Regions from separate parts of the Mus musculus genome. Here region 2 is linked to region 1. The links are chromatin loops, found by intact Hi-C in ENCODE. Cell type or tissue: heart. All regions are shown on one strand. Each heading gives the region's core, and the rest is flanking DNA. Links, peaks and the distances in the headings are about the cores only. Region 1 overlaps Gm31392 (a long non-coding RNA gene). Region 2 overlaps Dlg5 (discs large MAGUK scaffold protein 5).

Region 1 (5,375 bases), core at 76-5,075:
ATTGCATTTAAGAAGAGATATCGGCCCTCAGTGTCTAGGTCCACAGCCAGGTTCTGGAAGATGTCCATGTGTGCTGAGTGGGTGATGGTGCTCATTGACGGCGTGCTGCCCTTGTTGTGGATGTGTGCGATAGCCTGAGTCCCTACGTAGAGCACCAATGCATTGATAAGCTGGAGGTTGTAACGATTCCCGGGCTCATTAGATACCTGTAGGTTACTACGCAGATCAGACAGGAAAGTGACCGGCGACCGAGTTTTAAGATAAGAATCCAAATCCTTTTTGAACTGAGGCGGCATCACTCCAGTGAAATTGGTGAGGATCCGAGGTGCGATGTTAATTTCGCTTAACATGTCCACCTTCAGATTAGGAGTGAATGGGTCTGGGAGCCTCATGTTTCTTGGGAAGGCACTCAGGATCAAATTTCTTAACTGGATACAATTAGGAGGGATCACATCACAGAACCCATAATGGTAATCACAAAGGAACTCTGGGAAATCATGCAAAAGAACCAGCAGCACTCTCAGAGTACCCTTGTAGAGGATTTGCATAGGTTTAGTGAGTTCCACATTTCTAAGGAAAGGGTAACACCAACTTCTGTAGCCAGTCTCAGAACAGCAGCTGGACTCACCATCACATAGAGATCAGGTTTTGCTTTGGTAGAATCACTCCTACGTGATGATACTGTGTACTTGTTTTAACATTACTTAATACATTTTTTTAATGTTTTGTTATGGCTTTTTCTTTTCTATCTTATGCAACGACATGACCAAAGGTGGCTGTCCGGGCTGCTTTGAAATCTACGTGCCCAGCCTATGTGACATGGTGCCATCGATGCAGACCTTGCAGTAGCACTGTGAATTAAGCATCCTAGTCTATCCGATTCTCTCTGCCTCTCTCTCTGTCTCTCTCTGTCTCTCTCTCTCTCTGTCTCTGTCTCTCTTGCTTTCTTGCTCCTGCTCTCGATTGCTCTTGTTCCTTCTCCTCTTTCTCCTCCTCCTTGTAATACCAAGGCAACCCAGGTTTTACTGTTTTCTGGAATAGAGTATTTGTGTTAAACTGCTATAAATTCTCCATGACATCCTTGGCAGAATTCAGTGGTGAAAACATCTGGGCATGGAGATTTATTTTGAGGGGGAGTTTAAAGTTAGGAGGTTTTTTTGTTTTTTGTTTTTTGTTTTTTTTTGTTTGTTTGTTTGTTTGTTTTTTAACTAGTTATAGCACATTGGGATTATATGAACTGGGTTGAGGTAACTTGTGCTTCACCAGGTTGTTAGTTAGACCTCCATCACTGTGACATGTGTGGGGACAGCTCTAGGAAGAAGTTATTGGGATTGACATTCAGATGCTTCCATTATTTGTGACTGGGAAGTGAGTCCCAGAGCCTCAGGGCAGAAGGATGTGAGTACTTCTTTTTACCAGATGGTGGCGCCAGCCTATAGACTGCAACCGAAATGACAAAAGCCAAAGGGAGAGGTGTATTCATGAGCTTTGCCTGGAAATGCACCAAGGATGCAAGGACTTGCTTTCTTGGGATAGCCAGGGTGACTGGGAAGGCCCAAATCAGCAGGACTCAGGGTTGCGCTACACTATACGGGTCACCTTTCTGAAACTCTAACACAGTAAGTACTGTGTATGAGGGTAGTTTAAAAACACCACCACCACCACCACCACCACCACCACCACCACCCAACAGCTGTGGCTTCTTTAAACCCAGGGAAGCAGGGAAAACTCTTCAGACAGGACCCCAACTACATAAGGATTCAGACTTTGTGTATCGTGTCCAAGCTATAGTATGAGTGCAACCTGGGATGGGATATGAGATGCTCAGGCTAACACAATTTCACCTGTCAAAACACAGGCATTTAGGATGATGCAGCATGGGACCGGGGTGTGGTTCATGCTAGAGTGTATGTGTAGGCTATGTGAGGCCCGGGGTTCTAGACCCTGACTCCTCCTACCCCTTCACCTCCAGACAGAGAAATGGAAGGCATGAGCCTTGTAGGTAGCTGGTTGTCATAGCTGGCTTCAGCTTGGGCCACCTGGGAAGAGGGGACGCCAGTTGAGGAACTGCCTCCATCACATCAGCTTATGAGCATGTCCATGGTATGTTTTCTTTATTGCTAATTAATGTAGGCGGGTCCTGCCCACTGTGGGCAGTGCCATTCTTAGGCACTGGTCTGTATAAGAGAAGAAACCAAACAAGGCAGAAATGAATGTTTCTCTATAACTATGAGCACGTGCCTTGCATTCCTGACTTGGTTCCCTCGATGATGTGAGCCAGATCACCTTTTTCAATTCCCGAGTTACTTTTGGCCATGCTGTCTATCACGGCCACAGAAGCCTACCTATAACACCTTTTAAGACTTGTTTCTTCCTTTCTGTATTAGCTGGGTGCCTTGGAAGACAAGTGGCCTGAACTTCCAGTTGCTTCTCAGAACTTTGTGGTGCTAGCGCCCACTGCTGTCCATTCCTTGTTCTGCAGAAGACAAGTCGAGTCCCAGTGTTGGCCAGCATTCTTTGTTTTCCCTGGGGATTGTAGCACCGATTCACTCATTACAGTAGCACTGTAAACTCATTGCAGTGCAGCTAGGCTCCTCTCCAGCCCCATTGTCTGAAGAATGGAATGCTAGCCAGCAACAGCATCAAGAAGAGAAAGGTAGCCCTCGCCTCAGTGACACTGGTAATCTAAGAGCAGTCTATGAATCTATGTATCTCTTCTTTCAGGGTCAGTTGAGCCCCTTGAAGTGGCACCTTGCAGGGTCTAAAGACAAAGCTAAGGACACTATTTTTTTAAAATCAGATATTTTCTTTATATACAGTTCAAATGCTATCCCGAAAGTTCCCTATACCCTCCCTCCGCCCTGCTCCCCTACCCCCCCCCCAACTCCCACTTCTTGGCCCTGGCATTCCCCTGTACTGGGGCATATAAAGTTTGCTAGACCAAGGGGCCTTTCTTCCCAGTGATGGCTAACTAGGCCATCTTCTGCTACATATGCAGCTAGAGACACGAGCTCTGGGGGGTACTGGTTAGTTCATATTATTGTTCCACCTATAGGGTTGCAGATCCCTTCAGCTCCTTGGGTGCTTTTAACCCAGACACTATTGTATATGCCAGAAAGATTTTGCTGAAGGAACCCTGTTATAACTGTCTCATATGAGGTTATGCCAATGCCTGGCAAATACAGAAGTGGATGCTCTATAAGATGGAACACAGGGCCCCCAATGGAGAAGCTACAGACACGCTCTTTCAAGAGAAGGAGGCAGGGACACTTAAGAGAACACTATCGTCCTCTTTTATCACAGAGACAGACACCGAGACAGACAGACAGACATACACACACACACACACACACACACACACAGGAAATGATTTAAGGTAACAGTATCCTGTTCTGACTGTTTTGTGTTTGGTTAGACACTTCTTAGCCCCTCTGTGTCTCTCTCAACTGTCATATCTGTCTTGGCAACACATTTGACATTTTCATGGCCTTGACCACGGTCCAGATGTATTAATCAAAATACTTGGTAAGTTATGTCTAAAGTAACTGCTATGCTCTGCTAGGAGGGAAGGTTTCAATGTTACTCTGACCCTGATCTAATAACTCTGGTGTAACTTGGTGGTTTTTGCCTTTAAAAATGCTGAATTCCTGTGCTTGGGCACTGAGAGATATTTTGGAGGCTCAAGCCTGCTCTTTGTCTGGCCATCGATATAAAAGACTTAAAACTTTTAATTGGCTTAATTAGTGTGGTAGTCAATAACTATCTCGTGTGGATCATTGAGAGAAACGAGAGGGGAGTCAGGCACCTTTGTCTGTTAGCTTGACTCCGGAGATGACTGACTAAGAAAGACTTGCTTTCGTGGAGGAAAGCTCTGGGGGCCTGGACTGCTCAGAATGGGAAAGAGGAGAAACCCAGGTAAGGGTGGCCATTCCCATCCATCTCTCTGTTTCCCCATCCCCTGCGGTGCACAGAGTCCCACACGCATGCGCCCGCTGCCGTGCCTTCCCAGGCCTGATGAATTTATATCCCATCAAACTACACGCCCCGTCCAAACCCCTCCTCCCTGAAGTTGCTTCTTGTCATGTATGCTGTCGCTGCAGTGAGAAGGGAATCACACCAACCCTCAGGCTGCCTCAGTGACGTGTGGACTGGGAAGAATGAGCCGGGGGTCTTCTGGGAGCAGAAGGGAGGAAAGAGGGGTGGGTCTTGGGGCTGGTGGGGGTGCCGGAAGAGGACAGCTCTTCTCAACTGCCCTCACATGTGCCTCAGAATCACTCCTGACACTGCTGCAAATGAGCATCTTCCTGATCCCGTGGGGACCGAGCTGCAGTGGAGAGACCCCCTCAGATGGCGGTTGCCAGTGTCTTCCTGAAACAAGAATTGAAATCCAAGTCTGTCCTTTGGCTTTTGCTCACTTTCCCCCACTGTGCCTCCTTTTTTCAATGTAGTCAAGCAAGACTAGCACTTGAGAGGCTGAGGCAGGTGGATGGCAAGCTTGAAGTGAGCCTAGGCTACCTCTCAAGACTCAAAGCAAGCAAGCAAAGCCAACAACAGGGGGGAAAAACATAGCTATATTTATCATCAAATCAATGTCAAAATAAAAACCTGAGATTCTCCACCCAGTGAATAATCATTGGCAAATGTCTTTCCAGGGTAACGATGCTCAAAGGTGGCTGTTGGCTGTTTAATGCATATGTCACAGTCTGTGGCAGTCTGCTAACCTGTCAATCTTGTATTCTCATTTGCCTTGGTAACAGGACTCATGGCAATGTGCCCAAGAGAAATAAAATCATTCTCCGGGTTCCTTAACTGATAGGAACTACTGACAGCATTTATAGTAGAAGAGGTTCCTGCAGCATCTGCTGTCATGTTTCCCTGGGATTCCCTGTGCCAAGGAGGGCCAAAGAGAGTCCCCATTGAGCATCTGCTGTGGGAGCTGGAGGCTCCTCCTCCATTGTCATCCCTCACCATCCTGGTGACCTGCACCTTCGCCCTGGCTTTTCATGCCTGTGACAGGCTCTGACTGTAGCTTTCTCTGGGCCAGGCTGGATTTCTGGTAGCCGTAACTGGGCCTTGCAGGTAGTGGAACAGAGGAGCAGAATGATCTGGAACCTTTGGTGAGTTCAAAGAATTGATACAAGCTTGTGTTTATTTTAAATGAACCATTAGTCCATTTAAAATATATTTTCTGTTAACACCTGAAAACTTCTTTTGTTGTTTTTAGAGATGGTGTCACTGTGTAGCCAAGGCTAACCTTGAATTCACAATCTTTTCTGCCTCAGGCTCCAAGTACTGGGGTTATAGACAAGTGCGACCACACCCAGCAATATCTTAAAAAACAAAAATAGAGATTAAATAGCTGCAGAATGTAACTC
Region 2 (5,375 bases), core at 118-5,117, 110 kb before region 1:
ACCAGAAGAGGGCATCAGATCCCATTACAGATGGTTGTGAGCCACCATGTGGTTGCTGGGAATTGAACTCAGGACCTCTGGAAGAGCAGCCAGTGCTCTTAACCGCTGAGCCATCTCTCCAGCCCCAGAGGGCAGCTTTTGGGAGTTGATTCTCTCCTTCCACTGTGTGGGTTTCTGGGATTGAACTCAAATCAGGCCGTTAGGCTTCACAGCAAACATGTGCCTTTACACACTGAGCCATTTGCTGCCCCTGTATGTATGGTAAACTTTTGATTGTTATAAAATATCCGAGTCCAGTCAACATGTTTTTAAAATCAATTCTACCAGATCATTTGAGTTTCTGTTCTTTCCTCTGTGTCTAGTTTAAAAATGTTCCTTTTTGATCCATGAAAGTTGACTTTTCCCCAAGGTATCCAAGATGTTTTCCTCTTTCACTAATCTAGCTGGGAAGCTGAATATGTGTGGTATGGTATGTATACATACCTCTGTGTATATGTGTGGTATGTATGTGCATTTGTGTGTATACCTGTGTGTGTGTGTCTGTGTGCATGTGTGTATCTGTGTGCATGTGTATGTGTTGTATATGGTGTGGTATGTATCTGTATCTGTGTGTATGTGTGTGTGATGTGGGAGTGTGTGTGATGTGGTATGTATGTGTATTTGTGTGTGCCTGTTTGTGTGTCTTTGTGTGTATGTGTTTATGTATGCATGTGTGTGTGTCTCTGTATATGTGTGTGTGCATATGTATATGTATAGGTATAGGTATATGTGAGTGGGTGAATGTGAGTGTATATCTGTGTGTGTATGTATGTTAGTGTGTGTGGTGTGTGTGTGGTATGTGTGTATCTGTGTGTGTGTTGCTTGGTTTTAATTGTCAACTTGACATAACGTAGAATCATCTGGGAAGGGAGTTTGTTGAGGGATTCTCTGGAATAGCTGGCCTGTGGGTATGTCTGTAGAGGATTGTCTTGATAGTCAGTGTTCTGATGCTGTGAAGAGACATGGTGACCAAGAGAACTATTATAAAGAATAACATTTTTCAGTTATTCTTTTTTTTTTCTTTCCATTTTTTATTAGGTATTTAGCTCATTTACATTTCCAATGCTATACCAAAAGTCCCCCATACCCACCCACCCCCACTCCCCTACCCGCCCACTCCCCCTTTTTGGCCCTGGCGTTCCCCTGTTCTGGGGCATATAAAGTTTGTGTGTCCAATGGGTCTCTCTTTCCAGTGATGGCCGACTAGGCCATCTTTTGATACATATGCAGCTAGAGTCAAGAGCTCCGGGGTACTGGTTAGTTCATAATGTTGATCCACCTATAGGGTTGCAGATCCCTTTAGCTCCTTGGGTACTTTCTCTAGCTCCTCCATTGGGAGCCCTGTGATCCATCCATTAGCTGACTGTGGGCATCCACTTCTGTGTTTGCTAGGCCCCGGCTTTTCAGTTATTCTTAACTGAAACTGAAATAACTGCTTCCAGTTTTAGATGTTTAGTTCATTGTTCTCATGGCAGGCGACATGGCAACATACAGGTAGAAGTGGTGCTATAAAAGATGAGAGTTCTACATCTGGATCCAGATCCACAGACAGCAGGAGGACAATGTGACACTGGGCTTAGCTTGAGCATTTAAAACCTTAAAGCCTTCCCCCAGTGACACACTTCCTCCTATAAGGCCCCACACCTACTCCAACAGGGCCATACCCCCTAATTTCTCTCAAGTAGTGCCACTCCCTAATGACCAAGCATTCAAATATGTTAGCCTGTGGGAGCCATTCCTATTCAAGCATCCACACCTAGCCTGCTCTGGGGTGCGCCAGTCTATGCTGGGTCCTGAACTGAGACTGAAGCAAGATAGCTGAGAACAAGCAACCACAGCCCACGTGTTCTCTGGCCCTCTGCTCTTGGCTATGGATGTGGTCTTTCGTGTTTCTGCATTGACTTCCACTCTATAGTGGGCTGCAGCCTGGGATTGTGAGCCAAATAAACCCATTTCTTTCCTAAATTGCTTTTGGCCAGGGTGGGTTTTTCTTTTTTCTTTATCACAGCAACAGAAAAGTAAGTGTGTGTCTGTGTGCACTTGTGCCCTTCCACTAAGAATATAATCTTCTACTGATGAACAGAAAATGCTCTGGCCTGGCAGATAGCATCTTTTCCAGGTCTCGGGGAGTCACACGACTGCAGCTTTCCCTGGTTTCTATGAGGCTGTTGATGATAAAGTGCAGGCTTGAGTCTGAGCCCGTGTATGAGAACTTGAGAAATGCTCGGAGTCTGGGGGCCTCTTTAAGGTCTGGATGCTGTCCTGTGGGAGCCGATGCCTCCCCAAGGCTGTAGCAAGGCAGAGGCTAGGAGGTACAGGGAGGTGGAGCTGGGATTACCTCTTCACTTGGGGTTTTACACCCAGGGAACCCCACTGTGCCCTGGAGGCAACCATGGTGGAAACAGGGCAGATCTGCCCTCTCTCACCAATCTCTTGGGACCCTACCAACTCACCGCATTGTCCGAGCTGTGCTGAGCAGCATAAAGGACACTTGGGTTGGCATCAGCATTTGCCTAGGCCTGACCTGCCTTACCAGGAATGGAAGCATATCCAGACAGCCTGGGTCGTTCAGCACACTTGGCGCTAAGCTCCTCCGAGTTAGGGTGTTTGGGAAACTGGTTCTCAGTAAAAGGACGAGCTGTAGTGGCACAGAATCCAGAGTTGTCTTGTGGACTGGTGAAGATGGTGCTGCCGCCAAGCTGGCTGCCTTGAGAATGAGGGTTTCTTAATGAAAGCTGGAGAGCCTGTGTTCGTACTGCTGCCCTCTTGTGGGCAACTCGGAGTATGGCAGCTCTGCCTTTGTTTTGAGTTTTACCACCTGAGACAGAGGAGTATTGGAAAGTGAGACTTGCAAAGTTAGTCTCTTGTTGTTGTTGTTGTTGTTGTTGTTGTTGTTTGTTTTGCTTTTTCTAGACATACTTTCTCTGTGTAGCAGCCCTGGCCATAATTCACTTTGCACTACCATACCCAACTATGAAGTCAGTCTTAAATGGAGTATCTGAGGTATTTGTCCAACACAGCAAACCATTGCAGAAGCCAGACCCTCTCTAGACACAGGAACCTGGAGACTTCTGTCGGGGGTGGGGGTGGGAGTGAGGCGGCGGCAGTGTTGGCCTTCTTAGCCATGGCGCTGTCTGAGAATGTCCACATCGTCTGCTCCTGAGTATTTCAGGTGTCCTCAGTCTCCACTAGTCAGTGCTTTGTGGGAGAGGAAGAGGATATGATTCTCTGTCCATCTCAAGTTATGAATAGAAATATATATATTTAAAGGAGTTCAAGGGTTTCAGTGGGGAAAATAAAAAATGCTTTTTTTAAGTCCCAACAAGAGGATATTGTTATGATCTCAAGGTAAGAAGGAGAGGCCTTCTTAGCACAACTTCAGTACACACTGCAAAGGGCATCCTTTTGGGGTTTGCAGAGAGTGAGACACACGCCACATAGGCAGAGGATATGTGATAAACACACCCAGGAAACTAGCTCCTGGAGGGCTGCGCAGCCTGGGTGGACAGTTCTAACCCAGCATAGAATGGAGGAGAAACCAATCCAAACCTAGAAGACAAAGATAGATAATTCATAAACACAGAAAAGATGCCCAGGTTTGCTTGAAGTCAGGAATGGAAACTGAAGGACCAGGGCTGAAGAGATGGCTTAGCCGTTAAGAGCCCTGGCTCAGAGACCAGGGTTCCATTCCCAGGACCCATGTGGTGTTTCCAAGCATCTGTAATTCCAATTCTGGGGGATCCGGCCCCCTCTTCAGGTTTCCACATGTAATCTACGCATGTAGTACATTTAACATATAAGCGAGCAGAATATTCATACATATAAAATAAAAATACATCGTAAAATATTTAAATGAAGAACTACTTATTAGCTAGTGGAACTGATAATACCTTAAAAATATGAGTATTGTACAATAGCTCAGAGGTGAATGGAAACTTCGGTGTCTCATATGACACAGGCTGACTTCTAACTTGCCATGTAGCTGTGGATGACCGTGAACGCCTGACGGTCCTGCTTCTATTTCTCAAGGGCTGGGATTGCAGGCTTTGTGCTGCCAGGATAGGGGCTGCTGCTTTTCTCTCTGCCAGGCTGCTGTTCCTCTCCCCTCCCCCTCCCCCTCCCCCTTTCCCTCCCCCTCCTTCTCTCCCCTCTCCTTCCCCTCCCCCTCCCCCTCTCCCCTGTCCTCCCCTCCTTGCCCGTCCTTCCTCCTCCTAAGGACAATTTTCCTGTCAGAATGGCTCCTAGGTTTTGTGTGTGTGTCAGTGTTTGTCTGAGAGTAAAGTGTTTCCTTAACTCTCACAGTTGAGAGTTTGCTTACCTTCTACTTTGTAAATAAGTTTTGTATTTCACTGTACTAAGATTTCTTTTTGAAAGGAGTAGTTTCTGAAAAGAACAGGAAACAAAGTTAGGGGACATAGCACATGCTGTAATCCAAGAATTCAGTAAGTTGAAACAGGGAGACTGGAATATGTTTAACACCTAGGCTCTAAACAGTATAACAAATAGAGGAAAAATGAAAGACGCAGAGAGGTGGGTGGAGCTGGCTTCTGGCAGCCTTGCAGCCTTGGCTTCTGAAGGGGGTGGGGGTAGGGGACGAGGACACAGAGACAGAGATCAGTGGTCTCTGATTATATTTTCTAAAAAATGTTAAGTTCTTGTTTCTGTGGATATGTGCGTGTGGATGTGTCTGTGGGTGTCCACAGAGGCCAGAGGAGGTGCTGGATCCCCTGTAGCTGGATTTACAGACATCTGTGGTGCTGGGAACTAAACCCAGATCTTCTACAAGAGCCTCGAATGTTCTTAACCTTAGAGCCATCTCTCCAGCCCCCTGATTTTTTTTCAAAGATTTATTTATTTTTATTTTATGTGTATAAGTGTTGTGCCTACAGGGTGTCTGCCTCCCATATGTGGGTAGTGCTTGTGGAGGTGAGAAAAGGGTGTTGGGACTGGAGCTACGGACAGTTATGAATTAGCATGTGCGTGCTGGGAACTGAACCTGGTCCTCTGCCAGAGCAGCAAGTGCTCTTAGTCACAGAGCCATTTCTCCCTCTTAATTCTGACTTTTGAATCACTCCTTCCTTCTGTGTCCTGTCTGTCTCTGGAGGAAATGTCCCACTGTTCAAGGTTGTGACTGTCTGGGCTGCAAAGATGGTGTTGATAACTCAGGGCCCACACGGTGAGCAAGGTTGTTCCTGGGCTGTAGGAGCTGCAGGGGCTAAGCCAGCCTTTCCGGTTTTGTCCTGTTATTTGAGAAATAAGGAAGCAAACCCACAGAGGTGGTGAGTTACCAAGATCTTTGAGTGGTGCTCAACAGGCAACCCCTGAAAAACCCTGTC

Evidence for each region. Peaks named below come from ENCODE experiments on the same cell type or tissue, not always from the same donor. Only the 100,000 strongest peaks of a DNase experiment are listed, where the experiment ranks them.
Region 2: a loop joins it to region 1, with 4 times the contacts of the local background. A loop is called at or near these places in 6 of 42 quality-filtered maps.

What each region holds. Positions count from the first base shown.
Region 1 is chr14:24,064,941-24,070,315 of GRCm38, reverse strand. The region is part of intron 1 of Gm31392 (a long non-coding RNA gene); the gene reads left to right. It also overlaps the pseudogene Gm6158. Among named protein-coding and RNA genes, the nearest start is that of Gm31392, 6.1 kb to the left of the region's middle. In heart, for the core only: CTCF peaks have their summits at 1,421 (motif pointing right) and 2,458 (motif pointing left); no DNase peak of the experiment used is centred there; H3K27me3 peaks cover 1,016 bases.
Region 2 is chr14:24,179,564-24,184,938 of GRCm38, reverse strand. The region is part of intron 5 of Dlg5 (discs large MAGUK scaffold protein 5); the gene reads left to right. Among named protein-coding and RNA genes, the nearest start is that of Gm52143, 29 kb to the left of the region's middle. In heart, for the core only: a CTCF peak has its summit at 2,812 (motif pointing left); a DNase peak (open chromatin) is centred at 2,708; H3K27ac peaks cover 815 bases.